Linked DNA regions of Homo sapiens: region 1 is linked to region 2. The links are chromatin loops, found by intact Hi-C in ENCODE. Cell type or tissue: mammary epithelial cell. All regions are shown on one strand.

Region 1 (8,000 bases), 80 kb before region 2:
AAAATATTAGTAAGTTCAAATATGTTTTAAAACTTTATTTGAAATACAAAGTCAAAATTTAAAGGACAATGGCCAGGTGAGGTGGCTCTTGGCTGTAATCCCAGCACTTTGGGAGGTCGAGGCAGGTGGATCACCCGAGATCAGGAGTTCAAGACCAGCCTGGCCAACATGGCAAAACCCTGTCTCTACTAAAAAAATACAAAAATTAGCTGAGTGTGGTGATACGCGCCTGTAATCCCAGTTCCTCGGGAGGATGAGGCACAAGAATCGCTTGAACCTGGCCAAGATCGGGCCACTGCACGCCAGGCTGGGCAACAGAATGAGACTTTCTCAAAAAAAAAAAATTAAAGGACAAAGTGGAATGAATATTTATAACACCCACGGTGTACAACGAGCCAATTTCCTCAATATATAAAGAGCTCTTACCACAATGAATAAGAAAAAGATGAATAATCCAATAGAAAAATGAGCAAAGGATTCTACCGAAAAAGTTCACAGAAAAGAACATACAAATGGCTTTTAAACACATGTAAAGATGCTCATCTTCACTCATAATTAGATAATCCAAAATAGCTACAATGAAATACCATTTTCACCTATGAAACTGGCAAATGTAAAAAATCTGTAATACTCTGGGTTGGTAAAATTAAAGCGGAAACAGCCTTCTTATATGTACATTATTGACAGGCAGATGTGCAAACTGGTACAACCTCTTACGAGAGCAAATTGGCAATATTTTTGAGAACTAAATATGCATATTCCCTTTGACCCAGAAATTACACTTTTAGAAATTTATCCTGCAAGAATACTCATACATGCACAATGGCATACCTACAAAGTGACTTTTTATAACAGCAAAAGCTGAGGAGAAAATGTCCGTTGACAGGTTAACTTCAAAACCGAAAACTAAAACTGTGAAGGAAAAAAAGAGGCACTTCATTCCACATTCACTCATATGGAATGAATTTTAAGATGCAAAGCAAAACGGTGGCTCATGTCTGTAAGCCCAACACTTAGGGAGGCCAAGGCGGGCAGATAACCTAAGGTCAGGAGTTCAAGACCAGCCTGGCCAACATGGTGAAACCCTGTCTCTACTAAAAATACAAAAATTAGCCAGGCCTGATGGCGGATTGCCTGTAGTCCCATCTACTTGGGAGGCTGAGGCGGGACAATCGCTTGAACCCTGGAGGTGGAGGTTGTAATGAGCCGAGATCACACCACTGCACTCCAGCCTGGGCAACAGAGCAAGACTCCATCTCAAAAAACAACAACAAAAAGATGTAAAGCAAAATGTACAGTGTGCAACCACTTCTAAACAAATCAAAGTAATTTGTATTTACATGCACAGAATATCTCCGGAAAGAGACACAATCATGATAGCAGTTCCATGTGGGGAAAATAACTGAATAGCTAGAGAAAGAAGACTAAGGATATAGACTTTTTTTCAGTGTTATATACTTGCATAGTCTCTGAATTATGTATCACGTCTGTGTATTACCTATTTCTAAGAAAAAAATGTTTTAAATTTAAAAATTTTAAATTAAGACCAAATCTATCTAAAAAACATTCCTATGGGGATTCTCAAATTTTTAAGGAAAACCCCAAAAGTCAAGCCATTGTCAAACACTACCTTTTTAAACTATCAATTATGAAAAGGTATTGCCCAAACTAATGACATAGCATGTCTTCAGGGAAGAAACACATTTTTGTGCAGCAGTGTGATCGTAGCTCACTGCAGCCTCGAACTCTTGGGCTCAAGTGATCCTTCCACCTCAGCCTCCCGAGTAGCTGGAACTACAGGTGTGTGCCACCACGTTTGGCTTTTTTTTATTTCTTATATTTTGTAGAGACAGGGTCTTAATATGTTGCCCAGGCTGGTCATGAACTCCTGGCCTGATGCTATCCTCCCTCCTCGGCCTCCGTAAGTGTTGGGATTACTGGTGTGAATCACAGGGCCCAGCCCAAAAAAACATTTTGTTATAATAGTCATTTAAATAAAAGACAAATTTTGTTTACTTTTAGCTGTTTTAAAGGTCATCTGAGATGTATGTTACTTACAGTAAAATGACCTGCTGATTAATGCCTACTGCATGCATATCTGTGAGACTTTTTCTATTTAAATGTTATCTTTTTCCTATTTTTAATGATTGTAAGTTTTTTTTCTCTTCTTTTCAACTTTTCCTTTTCTAATTTTGCCCCCACTCCCTCTTGTATTCCTCAATTCATTCTGTTTTTAGGATCACCAGTTAATTCTATTTGAGAAAATATTTTTAGTTTCTTATGTTGCTCATCAATAATCCCAAGCAATAGTCTGACACTTTTTAACCTTATGAATAAATACCTATCAGAGTAATACTATTTCCTTCTGCTGCAGAAACCTCACAGTTCTTAGAGCCCAGTGTGTCTAAATCCCCAAACAGCTGCCCCAACAGAAGCCAAGCCCTAGGCTGGCAGCTGCCTCTCCAATATTCCTTCTGCTTTTTGTTATGATTTCCAATGAGTCAACAGGAAGGTATTCTGAGTAAAGAAGAAATAGAGCTTTTAGACAGGCCTCTCCTCCTCCCACAACCCCAAAAATACAGTTCTTGCCAAATGATCCAAAGCAATTTCCAATCCAATTTGCCACTCCTGTCTGTATGAGGTAACTCTTTAACAAACAAGAAAGTGGTAGGAAGGAACACCTTTCTAAGCTGAATTCAAAGCAGATACCAGGTTATGAAGAAGGGAAGCAATTAGGAAGGGTCCAACAAGCTAGTTAGACACAAAAATACATAAGACAACTGGAGACTTTCCCTCAGGTGGCAGGTGGAAGAGACTCCAAAATAAGTGGCAGGAAATTGATGGAGTTCCCTCACTGACTTGAAAACTACACAAGTTACTTAATGTCTCTGGGCACCAGTTAAAGAGGTTAGACTTAAATGTTGCCACTTCAGCATCTGCAGAAGTTAAGAGCACCAGCTTTGGTGTCACAAACCTGGGCTTGAATTCCAATATATGACCTTGGGAAAAGTGTTATCAACTCTATTTTTTTCCCTCTTTAAAATAAAAATAATGCCTATCTCACAATAATGTAATATGTAAATTTCATCATCATTCTGCTTAATTAACAGTAGTTACTACTGTTGTCATTATTTTTAGAACCAGAAGTATAGCAGCAGCAGACTAACATGGCAGTTAAGAGAAAGGACTTCAGAGTTCTTGCCAAACCTGAAATCTGGATCAACCACTTATTAGATGAATGAGTTAACCTCTCTGAGCTTTGCTTTCTTATCTGTTAAATGTAGATAATAAGCACCTCACAGGGCTTCAAGAATAGCTAATTAGATAAAGCATATAAAGTGCTTAGCACAGTGCCTTGCATGTAGAAAGTATGCAATAAACGGTACTAATCATGACAATGAGGAAGAGGGGGAGAGGCAAGGGGAATACACTGACTTTGGGACAGACAGAAAATATTTTAGATTATGACTGCCTTGCAAATTGCAGGTTTTTGGTTTTTTGTTTTGGGGGATTATTTTGGCTTTCCTTTAGCTGCCTTAAAGTACTGAGGTTTCTAGAATAAAATGCCTTATTGAAATAACTAATTCTTCCCAACATACAACTATTTTTTTAAAAAATTTTAACCCAACATTCAAACTTCAGCAAGTAAACTCTTACTCTTCAAAATAAACCATTAACCAGATCTTTCTTAAACATTAATATGTTTAAGATTTTTTTAATTCACGCACTGTCAAACCACAGAGATCAATCAGATTGCTAGGAGACTTCAGGAGAAAAATTAAGGAGCAGAGCCCTGATTTGATCCGGTAGGCCACAGGCCCTCCAGGTTCCACTGGCACTTCACTCGGCTAACTCAACGATATGGTCTCTAGGCAACCAAGTCCTGAGTTAAGCAAACAACCACAGTAATATGAATCACTTCCGGATGTTCTCACTTTGCCTACCAGCGCTTTCTTACACAAATACTTCTTGTCAAGGGGTTTATTTAGCACCAGCTAGAAACAACCAAGAGTCCATCAGATACCACAAGGCTTAAAAATGTCCAAAACAGGTTCCACTACCAACTGGTATCCCCAGATGTGACACTGTGAAGCAGAAGGAATTGTACAGCAATCAGAGGCAGGTCACCACACTAAGCCGGAAAATGAAATTCCTAGAACATGCCAACTTGGGTCCTCAAATGTATTTTTACTATTTTGTCATTAGGGACATTAAAATATATAAAAACAGTTGCTCTGACCTGTAAGACCAGAAGAAATACATGCCAAATGAGGTCAAACTAACGGGCCACACTTAGCCCAGCCAGATTTTTTCCCCAACCTTGACTGGTGGACAATCCATACACTCAGCTGCCCGATTAACACTGGTTTTTCATGGCCACATCTATTTCAACACCTACGGATTATAAAGGGAAGTGGTAAACTATGTAACCCAACTATCTTGGCTACCTGCTCCTTTTTTTCACCTTGAAAGGATCTTTTGTGCCACACTCTTCTTCATGAACTAAAAAGAGATCATTTAAGCTATTAACAAGAATGGAGACGGAAAAGGAATTAATTAAAAATATAAACTACAATAGGACAAAGCAACTACCATTAACAGAACCAAGGAAAAAATATCAAGACTGTAGAAAATCAAGTCAGTGCAACAAAAGATGTATGTGAGACACATACCTAGAACGCTTATTTAACGTAAACAAAATGAAGAAGAGCCATAAAATAGACTACACAGATCTAACTAATCACCACAGGCATAATGGACAATTTCCTAAAGCTAAAATAAACAAACAAGAGACATTATAAACCAAGAAGAGTCTCCACATTGCAGGCAAAATTGCTAAGCCAATAGCAACCCTAACATGTTAACTGGGGAAATGTTTATACCTCAAGGAACAACAATTCTACAAATTTCAAGTCACGAAAAAAGGAAAAAAAAATCAAGTTACTTGTCATAGAGTTAAAATTAAGCTAGCTTCAGATGTTGTTTCTCAATGATAAGAAGTATAACAAAGTCATATATATTTTTCTCAAAAAAATGAAATATGGTTCACCATAATTTAAAAGTCCAGAACTAGAAATATATATATACATAATATTTGACAAAACAGACATGAATTGCTAATAGGTAATAAACAGCTGGTTTTTAAAGGATATTAGAGGCCTGTAATTCCATCACTTTGGGAGGCTGAGGCAGGAGGATCACCTAAGGCCAGAAGTTCGGGATAAGTTCCCCTTACAATCAACATTACAAGACCCCATCTCTACAAATATATAAAAAGTAAGCCAATCGATTATTAAACTGAAAATTTTGGCAAGGTTTTAGAGAAATTAAACTATCTAGACTTCGAGTTGATAGAAGAAATTACAAATCGAAAGACTGACATTTAAACTCAATAAAATTTAAAACTACAATGAAGAAAACAAATACAATGAAACATCAAGGGAAAATGTTTGTAGCAAATACGAGAGAAAGTCAAGTCCATGTTATAAAAGAGCTCACAAAAGTTAACATCATGACCCTAGAAGCCAGGCACATAACAAAAACAGAAAATTTGCATAAGAAAATAATACTGATAAACAAATATGTAAGAAAATGTTTAAACTCTCCAGCAATCAAAGCAATAGAACTTTAAACAGGAATAAACCTAAATAAATTATGAACATTAGATGGCCACTGAAAATAGTAAATTAAGACAATACAGGCCAGGTGTGGCTGCTCACGCCTGTATCCCAGCACTTTAGCGAAGGATAGCCTGAGCCCCAGGAGATGAAGACCAGCCTGGCAACATAGAGAAACCCCATCTCTACAAAAAAAAAAATTTTTTTTAATTAGTTAGGTGAGGTGAAGTGGGCCTATAGTCCCAGGTACTTGAGAAGCTGAGGTAGGAGTATCTTTGTTTTTTCAAGGAAGATTTCCTATATTCACTTTTTTTTTTTTTTTTTTTTTGAGACAATGTCTGGTTCTATCACCCAGGCTGCAGTACAGTGGCGTGATCTCAGCTCACTGCAACCTCCACCTCCCAGTTCCAGTGATTCTTGTGCCTCAGCTTCCAGAGTAGCTGGGATTACAAGCACACGCCACCATACCCAACTAATGTTTTTTGTATTTTTAGTACAGATGAGGTTTCACCATGTTGGCCAGGCTAGTCTCGAACTCCTGGCATCAAGTGATCCACCTGCCTTGGCCTCCCAAAGTGCTGAGATTACAGGTGTGAGCCACCGCGCCCAGCCAAGATACTTAATACTTTATTGTAATATAGGCTTTGTGCTAGATAATTTTGTCCAACTGTAAGCTAACATCAGTATTCTCAGCACAATTAAGGTGGACTGGGCTATGATACTCAGTAGGTTAGGTGTATTAAATGCATTTTGACTTACAATATTGGGATATAACCCCCTCCTAAATCGAGGAACATCTGTGTAGTAACTTAAAAATCTGAATTTGTGATTATATCTAAAAATTATATACACAGTTTTTCCTTTTACTTAATCCCTTCTTTTCCTTTATTATAAAATTATCACTGTAAAAAGCATTTTAAATATATAGTACAGTATTAAGTAAAAAGGAAATCTCACACCCTCTACCCCCATTCCACTCCCTAGAAGTATCTTCTGTTTCTGGTGTTTTCCTTCAGATAAAAGCTAAGGTCTGAAGTGAAAAAACTAGGGCTACCAACCTTAGGACCTTGAAAGTGCCCAGAAAATTCCTGTCATCTTCACATTAAATCTGCTTTTCCTTTTGCAGATTTAATGTGAAAATTCAGGAGGCCGGGCACAGTGGCTCATGTCTGTAATCCCAGCACTGTAGGAGGCCAAGGCGGGTGGATCACCTGAGGTCAGGAGTTTGAGACCAGCCTGGCCAACATGGTGAAACCCCCGTCTCCACTAAAAAATACAAAAATTAGCTGGGTATGGTGGTAGGCACCTGTAATCCCAGCTACTTGGGAGGCTGAGGCAGGAGAATCGCTTGAACCCAGAAGGCAGAGGTTACAGTGAGCCAACATAGTGCCACTGCACTCCAGCCTGGGCAACAAGAGTGAGACTCCATCTCAAAAAAAAAAAAGAAAAAAAAAAAGAAAAGAAAAAATTCAGGATATCCTTTATCCAGGTGCTTGGATAAAAGTTTATTGAGTTCAGGCCGGGCGTGGTGGCTCACGCCTGTAATCCCAGCACTTTGGGAGGCCGAGGCAGGTGGATCACGAGGTCAGGAGATCGAGACCATCCTGGCTAACACAGTGAAACCCCATCTCTACTAAAAATGTAAAAAATTAGCCAGGTGTGGTGGCAGGCGCCTGTAGTCCCAGCTACTCGGGAGGCTGAGGCAGGAGAATGGTGAGAACCTGGGAGGCGGAGGTTGCAGTGAGCCAAGATTGTACCACTGCACTCCAGCCTGGGCGACAGAGCAAGACTCCGTCTCAAAAAAAAAAAAAAAAAAAAAAAAGTTTGTTGAGTGCCTACTGTATTTCACTGTGCCAAGCAATTAACCATCACAGCAGCTCTGTAAGATGCATAGCGTTCCCATTCTGCAAAGGACAAATTTGGGCTCACTCCCTGACGTTAAGCAACTTGCAAAACCAGAATCAGAACTCACACCTGCCAAAACAGAAAGTCTGATTCTTTTCACTGTGGCAAGATATCTCAACATTCAAGATTTTCAAAGAAATTTTATTCATACTTTTGAATTTCTATTTTACTTAATTATTCGTACTATGAGAATATAGAGCCACATGACTTTTCTTAATAATAATGGGTACTAACTAGTTCAACTCTTTACATTTCTTAATTTTAAATTTTGCTAGGCTGGGTGCAGTGGCTCACGCCTATAATCCCAGCACTTTGCGGGGGCCGAGGCGGGTGGATCACTTGAGGTCAGGAGTTGGAGACCAGCCTGGCCAACATGGTCAAACCCCATCTCTACTAAAAATACAAAAATTAGCCAGGCATGGCAGTGGGCACCTGTAATCCCAGCTACTCGGGAGGGTGAGGAAGGAGAATCGTTTG
Region 2 (8,000 bases):
TTCACAAACATTTTGAGAGTCAACTGGGAACTGTCAACCTAGAAGGAAGCTGAAGCAAAATTAATATAAGTAGAGAATTTATCTGGGGCTGGGCATAGTGGTACACTCCTGTAATCGAGGATTCTGGGAGGCTGAGTTGGGAGGATTGCTTGCCAGGAGTTTGAGAACAGCCTGGGCAGCATAGTGAAACCCCATCTGTACAAAAAATTTAAAAATTAGCCAGGCATGGTGGCTCATGTCTGTAGTCCCAGCTACTCAGGAGGCTGAAGCAGGAGGATTGCTTGAGCCCAGGAGTTCGAGGTTATGGTGAGCTAAGATCCTGCCACTGCACTCCAGTCTGGGCAACAGGAGCAAGACCTTTTCTCTTAAAAAAAAATAAATAACAATAGTAAGACAGAGGATCTATTTGGGCCAAGCTAGATATTGCAAACTGGGAGCATAGAGTCAAGTTACCCTCAGTATACATCCTGATTAGCAGCAGTTGTGAGGCAGGAGGCAGGCCTGTACTCCAGGCCAGATTGAAGACTAGCTGAAACAGGGAAGAGGGGAAAGCACCTCTCCATAACACATGCCCACCAGTGCCATGTCAGTTTACCAGTGCCCTGGCAACACCCAGAAGTTACTGCCCCTTTCCATGGCAACAACCTGGGAGTTATACCCTTTTCCTAGAAATTTCTGAAAAACCCATCCCTTAATTTGCATGTAATTAAAAGTGGGTATAAATATGACTGTGGAACTGCCCCTTAGCTGCTACTCTCCACACACTGACTATGGGCTAGCTCTTCCTGCAGGAGCAGTTACAGAGCGGTAACACTGCTGCCTCAATAAAACTGGTTTTGGTGGCGGGGCGTGGTGGCTCACACCTGTAATCCCAGCACTTTGGGAGGCCGAGGTGGGTGAATCACCTGAGGTCAGGAGTTCAAGACAAGCCTGACCAACATGGTGAAAATACAAAATACAAAAATTACTAAATTATTATTATTACTAAAAATAATAGCCTCCCAAGTAGCTGGGATTACAGGCATGCACCACCACCCCCTGCTAATTTTGTCTTTTTAGTAGAGACGGGGATTTCACCATGTTGTCACCTTGGTCTCGAACTCCTGACCTCAAGTTGTCCACCTCACCTTGGCCTCCCAGAGTGCTAGGATTATAGGCGTGAGCCACCGCGCACAGTCAAGAAACCTCTTTTCTACAAATAAATAAATAAAAAATTAGCCAGGTGTTGTGGTGCCCATCTGTAGTCCCAGCTACTCAGAAGGCTGAGGTGGGAGGATCGCTTGAGCCCAGGAGGTCAAGGCTGCACTGGGCTGTGATCATGCCACTGCACTCCAGCCTGGGAAACAAAGCAGGACCCTTTCTTAAAAAAAAAAAAAAAGGATTTGCATTAGTCAGATAAAAATTATTATTTTTTTCATAACTTTTTATTTTAGAAATGAGTGGAAAAAGTGCTCGCCCTTCAGGAACTCCCCAGTAGCTCACTGCCTCCAGTAGTTTTAGGGTCTTGAGAAGGGGCTAAAGTGAGGTGGAGAAAACCACAAATAGACTATAGTGCATGGACCCTACGTTGTTTTATCGGAAATTTGGAAATGTACATGAATATATTTCTTTCTTGTTTTTTTGAGACAGAGTCTCACCCTGTTGCCCAGGCTAGAGTGCAATGGCACGATCTCGGCTCACTGCACCCTCTGCCCCCCGGGTTCAAACGATTCTCCTGCCTCAGCCTCCCGAGTAGCTGGGATTACAGGCGCCCACCACCACACCCAACTAATTTTTGTATTTTTAGTAGGGAAGGGGTTTCACCATGTTGGCCAGGCTGGTCTCGAACTCCTGACCTCGTGATCTGCCTGCCTTGCCCTCTCGAAGTGCTGGGATTACAAAAGTGAGCCACTGCGCCCCGCCCATTCCTTTACTTTCTTAATAAACTTGGTTTCACTTTATGGACTCACCCTGAATTCTTTCTTGAGCGAGATCCAAGAACCCTCTCTTGGGGTCTGGACTGGGACCCCTTTCCGGTAACACTCAACTTGAGGGTTGGTAAGAATTTACTGACAACAGTACAGGTTTTATTACCATAGAAAGAAGGAACGTTGCAGAAAAGTGCAGTGGGGCACGTCAGCAAGAGCACTGAGCCACTGCGGTGGTCTTTTCCTTAGGGATATTTATGGACCTAAAGCAGGAGATGAAGGGTAACTTGCACGATAAATGATTACATTTTTAGACATTTTGTTGCCTTGATGTTAGCAAGGGTTGAACAATGAGTTTCGGCATGCATGCATTCTGGGGATGTACAGAAATCCTAGTTACTCACACATTTTAAGTTGAAAAGAGGCCTGGAACCAAGTGTCTTTAGATAATAGGAAAGTCTAATTACTTCTAAATTCCTCAGATAAGGAGTTTTTGTCTCTGGAGCCTGCTGGATGGTCACCAGGGGATTTTGCTTGCTTTATTTATTTACTGACAGTGTCTTGCTCTGTTGCCAAGGCTGGAGTGCAGTGGCATGATCATAGCTCACTGCAGCCTCTACCTCCTGGGCTCAAGCAATCCTGCCGCCCCAGCCTCCCAAGTGGCTGAGACTACAGGTGCAGAACACCAAGCCTAGCTACTTTTTAAATGTTTTTGTAGAGACAGGGTCCCCGTATGTTGCTCAGGTCGGTGTCGAACTCCTGGGCTCAAGTTATCCACTCACTTCAGCCTCCCAAAATCCTCTACTTGCTTCTTTTTTTTTTTTTTTTTGAGATGGAGTCTCACTTTGTCGCCCAGGCTGGAGTGCAGTGGCACAATCTTGGTTCACTGCAACCTCTGCCTCCCGGGTTCAGGCGATTCTCCTGCCTCAGCCTCCCAAGGAGTTGGGACTACAGGTGCGTGCCACCATGCCCGGCTAATTTTTGTATTTTTACTAGAAATGGGGTTTTGCCATGTTAACAGGCCAGGCTGGTCTTGAACTCCTGATCTCAGGTGATCCACCCGCCTCAGCCTCCCAAAGTGCTGGGATTACAGGCGTGAGCCACTAAGCCCAGCAGTCCTTTACTTTCTTATTAAATGTGCTTTCTCTTCATTCTGTTGGCTTGCTCTTGAATTCCTTCTTGTGCAAAGCCAAGAACCCACGTGGCCTCCCAGGTTGACTGAATCCCAAAATTGGGGGTTCAGCCTGTGACAAAAATATTCATAAAACTATAAATTAAGCAATATATTTATTGAGAAAACACTTATAACAATATAGCAGACAATAGATTGGTATCTTCAATAAATAAAGGGGTCATACAAATGGATTTTAAAATTAAGATCCCAATAAATAAATGAGTAAAAGGGCCAGACATGATGGCTCATGCCTGTAATCCCAGTACTTTGGGAAGCCAAGACAGGAGGACCCCTTGAGCCCAGAAGTTGGAGGCTGCAGTGAGCTATGATTTTGCCACTATGTTCCAGCCTGGGAGCAGAGCAAGACTCCGTCTCTAAGTAAATAAATAAGTAAAAACTGCTAACAATTTATAAAAAACAGAAATACAAATTTTAAAATGTTAATTTATACTAGTAATTAATTGATTTTTTTTTTAAGATGATAATTTTGTTCTTGTTGCCCAGCGTGGAGTGCAATCGCGGGATCTCAGCTCACTGCAGCCTCCACCTCCCAGGTTCAAGTGATTCTCCTGCCTCAGCCTCCCGAGTAGCTGGGATTATAGGCACATGCCATCACGCCCGGCTAATTTTTTTTAATTTTTAGTAGAGACGGGGTTTCACCATGTTGGCCAGGCTGGTCTCGAACTCCAGACCTCAGGTGATCCTCCTACCTTGGCCTCCCCAAGGTGCTGGAATTACAGGCGTGACCCACCACGTCCAGCCTAATTGCAAATTAAAACATCTTTTTTACCAGTGCACTGATAAGAGAGATTTATAAAATTGTTTTCATTACTTTTGATTAGGGTGCAATTAGGTGTGCATTCCTTATGGTACTTGGTGTTGATAGTACACAATGATGCAAGCTTTCTAGGAAGTTTTTTGCAGCATGAATAAAAAGACTTGCAAATGTTTTTGACTCAGTAATTTCAATACTAGGTCTCTTATAAGGAAATAATCAGAAATATATATAAAAATATATAAGAATAGTCAATACAGCAAAAAACAAAATGATCAGTGTCTAAAAATAAGAAAATTATTACAAAATTACAATAGAACCCTATCATGAAAAAAGATCATTCAACCACTGCAAATAATGCTTATGAAGAATTTACAACGACATGGGAAAATACTCAACATACATTGCAGTACATGAAAAATCAGGACATGGACCTATATGTTTTATGTTTGCAACCATATAAAAATATGTGTACAATATATTCATATGTAGCAGATACTCTGCTGAAGATGTAACTTGTGAGTTTTATTTTCACTGCTTTTCCAAAGAATGCCAGAAAGTCTGCCCCCGGGTAGCTGACTCCCCACGGAGCTCCCCTTCCTCTAGGGAAAGTAAAAGGAATTTAGCTGTTTTAAGGGCTGGTCCTCCAACTGGAGACAATCAGGCTCTATTGTCAGAGAAGGTAGGGAACCCTTGACCTACCTTTATGTATGAAAGGCACACCAAGGATGCCTAAAAACCAATTGGAAGTCGCTCTTCGGGGAAGTTTGTAGCTCTATGGTCCGGGAAGGAATTAGAACAAGCCCATTTGGGAATGATAGTAGAGGAGTTAAAATTTTAAAAAGTAAAAATAGAACAAGCCCAGTCTGGTTTAAGGGTTGAAAACACCTGGGCAAGAAAGAAAAAGTTGTTATTGTCTGGAATGGGTGTTCCTCTGAGCCAGTCCTGACATAGTGCTGGGGCTGGCGGCGGGCTTGCGGGGCGAGGCTTTGCGGGGGCCTGAAAGGGCTGGGTACTATGAAGCCCTGGGAACTGGTAAGGACTCTGGATTAGCTAGTGCGGGGACAGAGGAAATTCTTCCTCTCTGGCCAGCAGTTACCGCCTTGGTGGGAACGCGCAGGAGCAGCGAAGAGTGACACCTTGTGGTGGTTAAGAGCAAGGGCAGAAACAGCCACAGACCACCGCTAGGGACTCCTGGGCTCCGCTCCAAAGGGTATGAATGTCCACAGGACTCCTTTGTGCATGACATATGCCTCAGGTTCCTGGGCAATCCCAGAGAAGGAGTAGCTCTAAGAAGGAGGTAATTGGCTAAGTCAGTAGTTAAAGGATAGAGCTAGTTTTTAGAAAAAGTTTTAAATGCATCTTGATTGTTATGGTACAGCTGGCCACTGCTGGGGCTCAGAAAACAATAGCCTAAAATGAGAACCTCAGCAGCAGCTTCGTAAGCAAACGTTTTCCTCTGACTTTCTCTTCCATGCCTTTCTCTCAGTACCATTCTCCCCTGCGGTTACCCATAGAAATCAGAGTCCCTTTTCCCTATAGTCAGCCATAAAACTTAAAAATGCTACTCTAGGCCGGGTGTAGTGGCTCACACCTGTAATCCCAACACTTTCGGGAAGCCGAGGTGGGCAGATGACATGAGGTCAGGAGTTCGAGACCAGCCTGGCCAACGTGGTAAAACCCCATCTCTACTAAAAATACAAAAATTAGCTGAGTGTGGTGGCGTGTGCCTGTAGTCCCAGCTACTTGGGAAGCTGAGGAAGGAGAATCGCTTGAACCCAGGAGACAGAGGTTGCAGTCAGCCGAGATCGCGCCACCGCACTCCAGCCTGGGTGACGGAGTGAGACTCCATCTCAAAAAAACAAAACAAAAAAATGACTCTAATTTCCCCTCCACCTTTCTGTGTCAAACTGCCCATAAAGAAACTAACTGGGCCGGCTACAGTGGCTCAGGCCTATAATACCAGCACTTTGGGAGGCTGAGGCGGGCAGATGACACAAGGTCAGGAGTTTGAGACCAGCCTGGCCAACGTGGTAAAACCCCATCTCTACTAAAAATACAAAAATTAGCCAGCCATGGTGGCGTGTGCCTATAGTCCCAGCTACTCGGGAGGCTGAGGTGGGAGAATGGCTTGAATCTAGGAGGTGGAGGTTGCAATGAGCCGAGACCATGCCACTGCACACTAGCCTGGGTGACAGAGCGAGACTCTGTCTCAAATAAAAACAAAACAAAAAAATTATCTAGGTGGGTGCAGTGGCTCATGCTTGTAATCCCAGCACTTTGGGAGGCAGAGGCAAAGGTTTAATTGAGCTCAGGAGTTCAAGACCAGCCTGGGCAATATAGGGAGACCCCCTGTCTTTACAAAAATAGAAATTAAAAAATTTGCCTGGTGTGGCGGTGCACCCCTGTGGTTCCAGCTACTTGGGAGGCTGAGGTGGGAGGATTACTTTAGCCCAGAAGGCTGAGGCTGCAGTATGCCGTGATCACGACACTGTACTCCAGCCTGGTGACAGAGCAAGACCCAGTCTCAAGAAAAAAAAATTATCTGACTTAACTTGTTTGACTGTAGATCATAAGACCTCCATTCCCGGCAGGTCCCTGCCCCTCACCCAGAAGGAAGGAATGCTGCAGAGAAAGTCCAAGAATCTGGAGAGACAGGCTGGGCTGGGTTTCCCCACTCAGTCTATTAGCAGTAGACCATATTCTTTCTGTCCATATATATATATATTTTATTTTATTTTATTTATTTTTTTATTTTTATTTTTTTTTGAGATGGAGTCTTGCTCTGATGCCCATGCTGGAGTGCAGTGGCACAATCTCAGCTCACTGCAACCTCTGCCTTCCAGGTTCAAGCGATTCTCCTGCCTCAGTCTCCCTAATAGCTGGGATTACAGGCACATGCCACCACACCCAGCTAATTTTTGTATTTTTAGTAGAGATGGAGTTTCGCCATGGATAGAGGTATTTTAACTGGGGTGAGATATATCTCATTGTAGTTTTGCTATGCATTTCCATTATGAGTAATGAGATGGAGGATATTTTCATAACTGTTGGCCATTTGTACGTCTTTTTTTTTTTTTTTTTTTGTCTGAGATGGGGTCTTGCTCTGTCACCCAGGCTGGAGTGCAATGGCATGATCTCAGCTCACTGCAACCTTCGCCTCCCGGGTTCAAGTGATTCTCCTGCCTCAGCATCCCAAGTAGCTGGGATTACGGGTGCCCACTACCATGCCCAGCTAATTTTTTTGTGTTTTTAGTAGAGACAGGGTTTCACCATGTTGGCCAGGCTGGTCTTGAACTCCTGACCTCAGGTGATCCGCCCCCCTCAGCCTCCCAAAGCATTGGGATTACAAGCGTGAGCCACCGCGCCTGGCCCAATCATATTTTTACATGGCTCTCCATACTTTGTTAAACCTAAGCATAAAAATGGACAATTCCACCTGTATCTTTGAATCTTCATTAATTGTATACTTGTTAAATAAATCTGTGTGCTTTTTCTCTTATTAACCTGTCTTTTCCAAGTTGATTTTTCAGGGAAACTTCAGAAGGCCAAGAAGAACTTATCCTCTTGGCCTCTACACCATACGCATATACATTAAAAAAAAAAGGGGCCAGGTGTGGTGGCACATGCCTGTAATCCCAGCACTTTGGGAGGCCGAGGCGGGTGGATCACCTGAGGTCAGGATTTCGAGACCAGCCTGGCCAACATGGCAAAACCCCATCTCTATTAAATTAAAAATACAAAAATTAGCCCTGCTACTCGGGAGGCTGAGGCAGGAGAATTGCTTGAACCCAGGAGGTGGAGGTTACAGTGAGCCGAGATCGTGCCGCTGGACTCCAGCCTGGGCAACAGAGTGAGACTATGTCTCCAGTAAATTAATTAATTAATTAATTAAAGTATGTAGAAATCAACCTCATTTTTTTTAAATGGCTGAATAGAATTCCAAGGTATAGATGTTCCATATGTTTTAAAGCTAGGCCTCTGTCCACAAACATTTAAATAATTTGGTTGTTTTTCTGTTTTTGGTTATAAATATTGCTGTAATAAACATTCTTGTACATATATTGGCATATTTTTGTGATTACATCTACAAGATATATTCCAATTTATACTAAAACCAACAGTGTGAAAGTGAATTATTTTC

The links. A loop is a pair of places that touch in the nucleus more often than their neighbours do. Peaks named below come from ENCODE experiments on the same cell type or tissue, not always from the same donor. Only the 100,000 strongest peaks of a DNase experiment are listed, where the experiment ranks them.
Region 1: a loop joins it to region 2, with 5 times the contacts of the local background. A loop is called at or near these places in 5 of 110 quality-filtered maps.

What each region holds. Positions count from the first base shown.
Region 1 is chr15:90,396,951-90,404,950 of GRCh38, reverse strand. The region is part of intron 2 of IQGAP1 (IQ motif containing GTPase activating protein 1); the gene reads right to left. Among named protein-coding and RNA genes, the nearest start is that of IQGAP1, 13 kb to the right of the region's middle. In mammary epithelial cell, no CTCF peak of the experiment used is centred here; DNase peaks (open chromatin) are centred at 2,490 and 3,910; H3K4me3 peaks cover 156 bases; H3K27ac peaks cover 4,088 bases.
Region 2 is chr15:90,317,197-90,325,196 of GRCh38, reverse strand. No RefSeq gene overlaps it. Among named protein-coding and RNA genes, the nearest start is that of ZNF774, 31 kb to the left of the region's middle. RefSeq lists an enhancer at 5,034-5,143. In mammary epithelial cell, a CTCF peak has its summit at 4,997 (motif pointing left); a DNase peak (open chromatin) is centred at 5,016; H3K4me3 peaks cover 174 bases; H3K27ac peaks cover 733 bases.